Regions from separate parts of the Homo sapiens genome. Here region 2 is linked to region 1. Evidence: chromatin loops called from intact Hi-C (ENCODE). Cell type or tissue: Caco-2. All regions are shown on one strand. Each heading gives the region's core, and the rest is flanking DNA. Links, peaks and the distances in the headings are about the cores only.

The links. Peaks named below come from ENCODE experiments on the same cell type or tissue, not always from the same donor. Only the 100,000 strongest peaks of a DNase experiment are listed, where the experiment ranks them.
Region 2: it touches region 1 in a loop (4-fold over the local background); 10 of 110 quality-filtered maps call a loop at or near these places.

The regions. Positions count from the first base shown.
Region 1 is chr11:61,625,468-61,630,832 of GRCh38, reverse strand. It overlaps the pseudogene RPLP0P2. Among named protein-coding and RNA genes, the nearest start is that of SYT7, 47 kb to the right of the region's middle. RefSeq lists enhancers at 1,209-2,190, 3,546-4,106, 4,107-4,669 and a silencer at 2,382-2,676. In Caco-2, for the core only: a CTCF peak has its summit at 2,496 (motif pointing right); DNase peaks (open chromatin) are centred at 2,532 and 3,892.
Region 2 is chr11:61,514,240-61,519,604 of GRCh38, reverse strand. It overlaps SYT7 (synaptotagmin 7), which reads left to right. Exons shown (of 13, transcript NM_001365809.2): 13 at 874-5,365. The coding sequence ends at 978. Among named protein-coding and RNA genes, the nearest start is that of LRRC10B, 8.2 kb to the right of the region's middle. In Caco-2, for the core only: CTCF peaks have their summits at 2,294 and 2,494 (motif pointing right); no DNase peak of the experiment used is centred there.

The DNA.
Region 1 (5,365 bases), core at 208-5,207:
GGAGGCTGAGGCAGGAGAATCACTTGAACCCAGGAGGTGGAGGTTGCAGTGAGCCGAGATCACGTCACTGCACTCCAGGCTGGGGGACAGAGTGAGACTCCATCTAAACAAAACAAAACAAAACAAAACAAAACAAAAAAACAGATTCTGGCTCTAGCCCCTGAGATCCCGTTTAAGGGCATCTTGAGTAGACCCCAGAAACCTATTTTTTTAAAATCTGCCCGGGGAATTTGGGTGCACAGCCAGGCTTGGGGACCACTGGCCAGGGGGAAGCTTTCCTCCAAATATCTCTGGAATCCTTCCACCTCTCCCACCTCCACCTCCGTCTCCACGGCTGAGACTCCATTCTGGACAATGACAGAAGCCTCCTGTACCCTCTCCCTGCCTCCGTCCTCTCCCTGCCTCTGTCCTCTCCCTGCCTTCGTCTGCCACGCGGCTGCCCCGGTGATCTTTCAAAGCACAAATTTAATCCTGTTGCATAGCTCCTTTGAAACTGTTCCATGGCCTCCCGTTGCCCTCGGTACAAAATAGAAAAAAGCACAACCTTCTCAGCAGAGTGGAGTCAGGGATTCAGCTGTGTGCACAGAGTATTACAGCAGGAAGCCTTTGGAGCCGCAGAGGTCTGTGCAAGGGCCCCGGGAGCACTGGGGAACACAGATGAATTCTGCCAGGAGGAGAGAGGTGGTGGGAAGCCTTCTCAGAGAAAGAGGCGTTGAGCTGGGCCTTGCAAGTGAGCTGGTGTTTGTCAGGAGAGTGGGGTGAAGGCAAAAGGCGGTGGCAGCAGGGGGATTCCAGGCAAGGGGGATAGCATCTGCAAAGCCAAGGAGGTGTTGGGGGCTATGTCCCCCTCAGTGCGGGCAGGGGCTAGGTGAGCTGGGAGAAGAGGGAAAGGTGAGGGTGGGAAGAGGCGGTGAGGAAAGAGCAGAGAGACTGTGAAAGTCCAGTTCAGCTGGGAAGCAGGGAGGGGGTGAGCGTCTCCATCGCCTCCCAGAGCCATCTCGCCCAGGGGCAGGTTACCAGCTTCAGGCCCTTGTCCTCACTCCCCACCCCCTGCCCCACCCCCCACTGCTTGGTGGGGGCCTTGGGCAAGGCCATCCGGTCGGGAAGGGGGACATGTTCCTTCTCTGCTCCCCCAGGGGCCCTATGGCTCCCACTAATTGTTCACAGTTCATACCCTTGGCTCTCCGCCCCCCTCCCCCAGGGCCTGCCTGGGCGCTTCTCCTTTGCCCTCACCCTTGTGTGTGTGTGTGTGTGTTGTTGTGTGAGTCCTGAAGGTCATGTGGTCACCCAGTCTCTGTCTTTGTCTGTCTAAAAGCTAGTATGGCACAGTGTGCATGTGTTTATGAACACGTCCCTCCCACCCGAGGGTTCCTAGCCTCAGAGTCAAGTCCCCCTGGGCCTTTCAAGGCTGTAAGAGGTGATTCTAGGGGCTACAGCAATAGAGACCCAGCCAGAGGGAGCAGGAGGGCTCCAGCCCACAATTCCAGGAGCCCCACGGCCAGCCACCTCCGGAGGAACACACGGCCTACGTGAAAATAGCCCGCGGCACAGCCACAGCACCTGGCGTGGCTGAATTCCTCTCCTGCCCCGCTCAATGCCCAGCACCAGCCCGACACTGCCGTAGAGGAACTCGGGAGCTGCTTGCATTTCAGAAAGGGCCCCTTCACCACAGTTAGAGAGCAAATAAATGGGTCCTCTGGGGCTGGGGCTGGGGCTGGGATTCCCTCTGTAGCCCCCTTCCCCACTGTGGAGGCCCCTTTCCTCCACACACCCTCACCCCTGCAATTCCTTACCTGGAGCAGAAACAAGGTTCTACCCAGGCCATGGGGCCTGGCCATGCAGGTCAGCCCTGGGTCCTGGTGGAGGACCCAAAGTCTCCCTGCTGAGGACCAACGTCCGGTGGCCCTAGCTGGGGTGACATCACACAAGGGGCTCGCACAAGGCTTCTGTCTTCCAGGAAGGAGATGGGAAGAGAGATCTCCCTGCAAAGGCTGGAAAAGAAATCACGTCCCAGAATTGTTGGCAGAAGGTTAATTGGATGCATTTGTAAGCTTGTTCCTGGGACAGGCATGTTAATAGCACTAAAACATCTGAAAACTTCCAGAGCTACACGGAGGAGTTAATAGGCCTGGAGAGTCCAAGGTTACATTGAGGCACCTCCCAGCAGTGGAAAGAGCAGTGGACCAGGAGCCTGAGAGCCTGAACCCCTGGCTCCTCACCACATCTCACTGTGGTCCCCAGGCAAGCCCTGGCCTCTCTAGACCTGGAAAACATTAGTGTGGAAGGCGGGTCGCCTGGGTCGTCCGAAGGAAGCCTCACTGTGGTCTTGTGTGGTGATGTTATCATTATTTCCGTTTTGTGGAAGAGGAAACTGAGATTCCTCAAATGAGGTGCAATTTGCCACTGCTGGTGCTGGGGTCAGTACTGGAGCCTGACTGCATGCCAAGGGCTAAAATCACAGGGCTGGACCAAGGGCCAGCCAGAATAGACGTTCCCTTGGTGTCCACTGGGAGGCGCCCTAGACTGCTTCTCCTAGTTGGCACCAGCACCTGAATCCCTCAGCCAGAGTGGTTTCCCCTGAGTGATCTCTGGACAAGGTGGGACTGGGGGCTGCCAGCTCCTGGGGCAAGGTCAGGAAGCTTCCTGGTCCTCCCTCCCCATCCTAGCCACCTCCATGAAGGAGCCTCCTGCTCTCACCTTCCAAGGGCAAGGGAGGGAAGAGTGAGGTTTCAAACCTTCCCTCCTCAGGCCCCTGGGGAGCCCATGTATCAGATTGGAGTCAGCTATAAATGTCAGAGGCTCAGAGAGGGTTAGTCACTTGCCCCAGGTCACATAGTCACGTCCGTCTGATTCTGAAAACCTAAACTTGGTCCTGATTCAGGCGAGGCTCACGGCAGATGTGGTGGGATTCCGTCGGTCACATGGCCCACAGCAGGCAAGAAGGTGCTGGTCAGCTGGGCCTGCAAGTCCCACTGGTGGCAAAAGGGCTGAGTCTCGTAGAGGGGGTTCCTACAGTCACTTGAGGGTCCAGGGCTGCGTGCAGGTAGTCAGGGCCAGGCATGGGAGCTCGTGAAAGGGCAGGAGGAGGCATTCAGCCAGTGGATGTCCTTGGCATCAGGGTCCGTGTCTGTATCTGAAAGTGGGCATGTAAGTGGGGGATGGGGTGGAGGCAGAGGGCTGCGGCTCAGGCCCAAGACCCCAGGTCATGCTCGCTCAGAATTCAAGTTTGTCAGCTTGTTAGAAGAATGAGGATGGTGACAGCCGGGGATCTGGGGAGGAAGGAGGCCTTTGGAGATGGGAGTTGGGGAGGCTGTGATTGGGGGATGTTGAGCAATGGCTTGAGGAAGTCGAAGGATCAACCTTCCCGAGTATTCCGAGTTGGTCTGGAGCTGACGGGGAGTGGCTGGGCTGGGTGAGGGGAGGTGACAGTGACATTGAGTTTGGGGACACAGTGCTCATCTCTCCCTGCTGGGCTTTCTGGAAGGTGGAGGACAACAGGAGGGAAGCCGAGCATCCCAGGACAGAGCTTTGCAAAGTTACAGCTGGTTCCTGCCCTCTATACTCAACTCTAGCAACTGTGACTCTCTCCTAGAGCAAGCCTGACCCTACTGAGACCCCTACCAACATAGAGACCACCTAACCCAACCCGTTACTCAGGTCACCTCACCACAGCAGAGGCAGGAGCAGGCCCAGGGCTGGAGAGAAGCCCATCCCCAGGCCCCAGGGCTCACAGCAAAGCCAAGGAGACAAGCAGCCACCAGGTGCACCGGATTAAGGCTGTCCAGGTAGGGGGCTCCATTTCCCCGTAGACAGAGGTAGCCAAGGGGACTATAGGGCTAGAGGAGGCATCCTGGAAAATCCCAGCCCTTCCCCAGCAGGTCACAGAACCGGCTCTCCCAGCTGAGGCCCTTCCCTCCCAGCAACATGTCCAGGGGCACCTGACTTGAACTATAAATAGAGGATGACGGAAGGCTCCGGAAGCCCAAGGGAGGGCAGGAGAAAGGAATTCTGATTCTCCCCCAGCGAGGCCCTGCAAGGCTGCACTGACAGAGCAATCTCTTCGAGGTTGGATAGGAGTGCCCCTGGCATTGGAGGTCCAGGAGGGCCATTCAGGCAGAAGGAACAGTCTGGGGAAGCAAGGAATGGAGCAGGCAGGTGGCTCTGAGAGGCTGGACACAGGCTGCAAGGGACTGCGGCAGTTCCTGAGACCCAGTGGCCAAGGGCCCTGAATGTCAGGCTAAGGGCTTTGTTCTGGAGACCTGAGTCTTGGTCTCAGGGCCGTTCTGGTTTTGTGGTGAGGAGTTAAGAGTAACACACAATGGGGGGAGGGGGGAGGGATAGCATCGGGAGATATACCTAATGCTAGATGACGAGTTAGTGGGTGCAGCGCACCAGCATGGCACATGTATACATATGTAACTAACCTGCACAATGTGCACATGTACCCTAAAACTTAAAGTATAATAAAAAAAAAAAAGAGTAACACACAAGGCCGGGTGCAATGGCTCACGCCTTATAATCCCAGCACTTGGGGAGGTTGAGGCAGGTGGTCACTTGAGGTCAGGGGTTCGAGACCAGCCTGGCTAACATGGTGAAACCCTGTCTTTACTAAAAATACAAAAATTAGCTGGGCGTGGTGGTGCACACCTCTAATCCCAGCTACTCGGGAGGCTGAGGCAAAAGAATCGCTTGAACCTGGGAGGCGGAGGTTGCAGTGAGCTGAGATTGTGCCACTGAACTCCAGCCTGGGCAACAGAGCAAGATCCCATCTCAAAAAAAAAAAGAGTAACACACAAGAACATGTAACATACAAGAACAAGGTCACCTGGAGCAGAGTACCAGAAAGTACATGGCCATCTTTCCCCGTGGAATGGAGGAATACCATGGTGTGCCAGAGACTATAACTATTCCCCAACATCTGTTCTGTCTTCTTTGCCACGGAACCCCTGATTTTTGCTGGGCAAACAACCCCCTGAAATACAAGCTACATTTCCCAGCCTCCCTTACAGCCAGGTATGGCCATGTGTATAAGTTGTAAGAAGAAGTGCCACTCAGAGGCAGCAGGTTGCACCCTGTTACCTCTTCTCCCTTTCTGCTGGAAAGGAATATGCATGTGATTGCTCGAGCAGGAGCAGCTATCTTGGATCATGAGGTAGAAGCCCCATGTTAAGGATGACCAAGCCACAAGAAGGAAGTGATCTGGGTTTCTGATGTTTGTGGAGCTGCCACACCAGCCCTGGACCAGAACCTCCAAATATTGTTTACTCGAGAGAAAAATAAACTTCTATATTATAGTTTACCACACAGTTTCTTAAGTTTTCCTTCAGATGAACATAACCTAAGCACATACAGGAAAGGAATTAGC
Region 2 (5,365 bases), core at 114-5,113, 110 kb after region 1:
GTCCTCCTTCTGTCCCAGCATCCAATCCAGGACACCACATTGCATTTAATAGGCATGTCTCCCCTGTCCCCTCTGGCCCTTGACAGTTTCTCAGTCTTTCCCATTCTCTATGATCTTAACGGTCTTAAGGAATACTGGCCGGGTGTCCTATAGAAGGCCCCATGTACCTGTTTTTTCTCCAATGCTCATACTCTTAATCACCCCCAAGTCCCAAAGCTGAGGTCAGCTGGGCCAATCCTGGGGGTTCCGGAGGGATTCATGCATGCAGCCGGGTGAGGCTGCGAAGCAGGATTAGGCCGGTAGCATAGAGCTCCAAAGACCTGGATTTCAATCCCTCTGCACCACTTATAAACCCTGTGACTGTGGGTAAGTCTCTTAACTCTTCGTACCTTAGTTTCCCCATCTGAAAAATGGAGATAATCATATAATCCTACCTCACAGTTGTAGGATTTGATGATCTATGTGTATGAAGTCCCTAGCTCAGTACTCACATGTAGCAAGTGCCCAGGAGTTGGGAATGATTATAATTCAGGGGGGCTGGACATCACCCAACAGATAGGGCAGGGAAGGCCATGGAGACAAGCTGCCTCCAACCCCACCTTCCAGACCCCACTGCAAAATAGGTTGGCAGTCTAATTCCGAGAGGCCTGGCGTGCCCAGGCTTGGGGGTGTGGGGGTAGACAACCAGGAAAATAGATCAGGCTGACTGGGGGAGGGAGGAGAGCGCCTCTGTGGGGTAGGTTGTCACAGCATGTGGAGGCTGGGGGGCCACAGGCTAGGGTATCATGGTGGAGTTGGGGTGTCACCCCTGTGGGGGAAAGGGCCAGTGCCCTGGAGCCTGTGCCGATGCCATCGTCTCCCCTTTCTCCCCAGATCTACCTGTCCTGGAAGAGCGGGCCAGGGGAGGTGAAGCACTGGAAGGACATGATTGCCCGTCCCCGGCAGCCCGTGGCCCAGTGGCACCAGCTGAAGGCCTGAGTGGGGCCAAGGGAGGCCCAGGGGGCCGAGGGCCCAGGTCCCCATCATGCCCTCACCACTTTATGCACAACGCCCGGCCTGAGCCCCCTGCCATAGGGAGGGGAGGACCCTGAGGGCTCAGCCAGGGAGGGGTCCCAGGACTCAACTGGGCCCCGTTTCTAGGAAGTACCAGCCCCATCCCCCACAGTCCAGCTCCGGGGAAGGGGCTCTGGGAGGCATTTTCCTGCTTTGCCCCTTTTCTTCCTGACTTACTAATACTAAAGAAGTTGGGGGAGCTCGAGAGCCAGACGGCCAGACAGGCAGACCCCTCCAGAGGCCCGCCAGGTGGGCATGGTCCCCCATTTTCTTTAAGGCAGCACCTGGAGTGGAGAGAGGCCACTCCCTCTCCAGCCCCCGATGTGGACCCGGGGAGGGGAGGCTGAGGCGTTTGGCCCCGGCCTGGCCAGGAGAGGCCCATCCCCAGGGCAGTTTCAGGTGCCGGCTGGGCCCTGAATGTCGAGGATAGTATATAGCCCGCTCCTGGGTCCTGGAGCTGTGGCCCTTTGTACTCGTGTTGTGTCCATTGTGTGTGTGCGTGGGGACAGAGGCCTGGAAATGCGGAGGACTATACAGAGAAGGCAGGTTTTGTGAAGGCCAGGCAGGGTTGGAGGCCGGGGGTGTGAGAGGAGAGGCCCATAGGGCTGAGTGGGGTCGGGTGAGGCAGAGGTCAGAAACAGAAGAGCTGCAGTTGCTGGAGCTGGGCTGAGAACTGGGCTGCCTCCTGCCATCCCCCCGTCTCCTCCCCTTCTCCCCTTGGTGCCCCCCTCTGCTCAGAATCTGAAGTAGTTCCCTCCTCAGCAATTTCATCTCTTGAACACTGACTCACACCTTTTAGGCACCTACTGTGTGCATAGCATTCCACCAGGACTCATCTCCCTTCCTTCTCAGGGGGTCCCGAGCCCCGACTAGCTTTGCCCTAACTCCTTCATCAAAAGACCCCCCGCCAGCTTCCCACACCTCATACGCAGCCACATCTGCCCTATTCTCCATGCTTTCCAGCTTGCCTGCCCTTCCTCATCTCTCCCTGCCTGTGCAGACCTCCACCCTTCTTTCCTCCACCCCTCCATCCCCCAATGCTTGTAGACCTTCCATTCATTCCGTCTCATCGTGCGTGGTCTCTGATCGTCCATCACCTGACCTTCTCCAGGACTGTCTTCTCACCCTTCCCCACTCCCTGGTCCCCGGGAGCAGCTCCTTCTGCCCGACTCACTCACAGTGCAGGGAAAGGAGGCAGGGAAAAGACCAGGATTCTGTGAGTTCTGAGGTTGCCACACACAAAGAAGCTGTGGTTTCTCTGCCTCGGCCACTGATGAGACTAAAACTGGCTTCCCCTTGGAGACGGCAGATTTCAGGCTGATCCCTGCTTAAGCCCTCTCATCCCCACGCTGGTCCTGGTATTGATACAAGACCCAGCTGGTGACAAAGCCTCCAATCCTGGGGGTCCACGAGCCTGGGCCTGACATTCCCAGAACTACCGCCAGGTGGCGCCAGGCCCCCACAGTCTGTGGCCGTGGTCTTAGCCCCCAGTTCCACTCTGGATGGGCCTGTGACACCCCAAAGAGAAGAAGGGGACTCTGGATAGGGTCCCCACATCCAGGGCGTGGGGAGACCATTGGCATTTGGGAACCATTTTCCTTCGAACGGCTTCCCCTTGAGCTGAGCATTCTGCTTGCTGCAGTAGACGGGTCGCCTTTTGCCCATACCGAAATTTTCTGAAATTAAATCGCACACCCCCACCATTTCCTCTCCCTGGGATCTGGAGGAACATCATACATAGTAGGTGAATCGTTTTGTAGAGTGAAGAATGCTAATGTAAAGCAAATAGTCACCCACGTTCCTTGTAAATCCAAATGTTTCTATATTGTAGCTTTGCTTAAAATGGGGTCGGCCCCAACTGCATCCTCCTCTTTGGCGGGCTGGGGAGCGGCCCCCAGCCGGGACGGGAGGGCAGCGACCCCGAGGCCTCGTGGACGTGGGAGAGAGTGTGGTGGGAAGTCTTGAGCGGAGGAGGGGATCTGCCCTTCTCCACTCCTCTCTTGGATCCGCCTCGGTTTCCTGTCCCCCCACCACCCGCCTGCCCCGCGGAAGACCGCCCAGTGAGCCAGCCCCCACCTTCCAGGCGCCTTCGCCCTGGGGATCCAACCAACTTGTATCGAGTGGGCGGGGCAACGGCTCCCCATTTTTCCCGAGCCCCGCCCACAGAGCTCTTAGCCAATCCTATGCAGAGAGCATCTCCTGGCAGGGGTCTCTTCCCAACCAGACCCCACCCAGGCACATTAGCGACCAGGCTTGGGCTTCCCCAGCGCCCCACCACCACCACGTGCAGGTGGAGCTCTGGGATGCTATGTTGGGGCGGCAAGCGGTGGGCCGAGGGCCGGGTAGGCTAGCACGGGAGGTAAGGGTGGTATGGGATGGGGCGGGGGCGGTCTAGGGCAATAGGAGAGCAGAGAATGGGGGAACTTGAGGGTGGGGGGAGGGCACCGGAGCCTTGCCACCATCCCAGGACTTTGGGCAAGTCACCCGCACTCCCTGGGCCTCGGTTTCCCCATCTGTAAAATGATGGTAATAATACTTCACCTACCTCATAGGGGAGGTTGTGAGGCCACCATCACCTGACCTGGGGGTCAAGGCAGGAGGACTCCGAAGGTGCTACCCGTGAGCAAAGTGTAATTACCGAATCCTGACTGCAAGGCCCACCTGCCCCTCCCCCACAGAGCCTCCAGAGCTAGCTGAGGCCAACGCAGGCCCATCCGTCTCTTCACTCTGTCGCAGGCCCTTTCATGGGCTTCGTCTGCCATCTTTGTGGGTGCCCTAGACTTAGTCCTTATCTTGTCCTGGTTTCCTTTCTTGTGACCATCTCCCCATGAAAGTGCTGTACAAATTCCACCCGCCCCAGGACCCCCGCACCTGCCCTCTGGCACCAGATGCCAGGGAAGGGACAGAGGAAAACAGCCACAAACAAGCCAGGGGGGCTCCCCGGAGCCCCAGGGGTGGGGATTGGTGGCCACTGTTTGTATGTTCTTGAGTGCAAGTGTTTTATAAAAAATAAAACAAAAACCCACCATCACAAAAAAAAAAATTTTGCAGCGAAGAGAAATGAAGAAAAACTGAAGAAAAAAAAAAAACAGGAAAAAAAGAACCATACAAAATTTTTCCACCACACATACCCTCTAAGCCAGCAAGATTTCCTCTTTGCAAAATCATATTTTTGTGGGAATGGGCCCTGCTTTTTGTGGCAAGGCCTGTTCTGATTAATAAAGGATCGTGAAAAAGTAGGGCCTTGGCTGTTTCCTCCGTGGGTCCCAGCCCTCCCTCACCTCCCTGGGGGCAGAGGCAGTGGGGTGAAGGGGATGGGGGCCCCGGGGCTGAGCCTCCCCTCAGTGTGTCACCTTTGGGATTTGACTTCACTGGTGACCAGGCCCTTCCCGAGTGTCCAGCCATCCTCAGATCTCTATAGAATATGATCCCACTGGCTTCCCAGAAAGCAGAGAGGCAGCTACATCTCCCAGATCAGGCCTGACACAAGGCTTTTTGGGAGTAGAGTCCTCTCTAGGCCTCAGGGGTGCCCTCCAGGGTCACCCAGCCTGACGTCCCCTCCCTCAGTTCCCAGAGGACACTTGCCACCCTCCAAGGCAGCTCAGACAAACCAAAGGGGGACGCTCCAGCTTTCCCACCACCATCCATGGGGCCACTGTAGTTTCAGGCCAGCGCCTCCTTCCTGGTCCCTGAGGTGGGAAAAGGAAAGACAATGAGCTCTGTGTCTGTTGGCTGGACCTGCGGCTTCTCTCAGCCCTCTTCTAGTTTCATTCTTTAGGATTAGAAAAGTCTCTTCCACTCAATAGAACAGGTTCCAGCCTGAGGTGTGGGAAGCTGGGTTGTAATCCCTTCTGCAGCCTCTGTGGCCCTGGGCAAGCTCTTTCCTTCCACCTGTTTCTTCTGGCCACAACAAAGCAATAACCATCCCCATCCCCTGCCCTTTCTTCCCCACCCAGCCCAGGGGAAGCTGAGCCCCCGCAGCTCTCAGGGTACTTCAGAAGGAAGGTGCTACATCTGGTTCAGACACAGGCACAAAAGGAACGAGCACATCCCCATTGTCATGTGTCCACCTGCTGGCCCCTGCCCCCACCAGGAGTGAAGCGGGCCATCCCATCCGCCCTCTGCTCCCAGCACTTGGGGCCAGCAGCTGCCTCCCGGAGCTGCACTAAGTACCCCATCCAAAGCTGTCTGTCCCTCATTTCCCACAACCTGGTTTAGATATCACTTCTGATCTCTGTTCCAGAGATCAGAGGAAGCCCCGGGGTCAGGTAAGTAGCCTCAGGGGCTCCCTTGGCCAGAGCTTCTGTTCAGG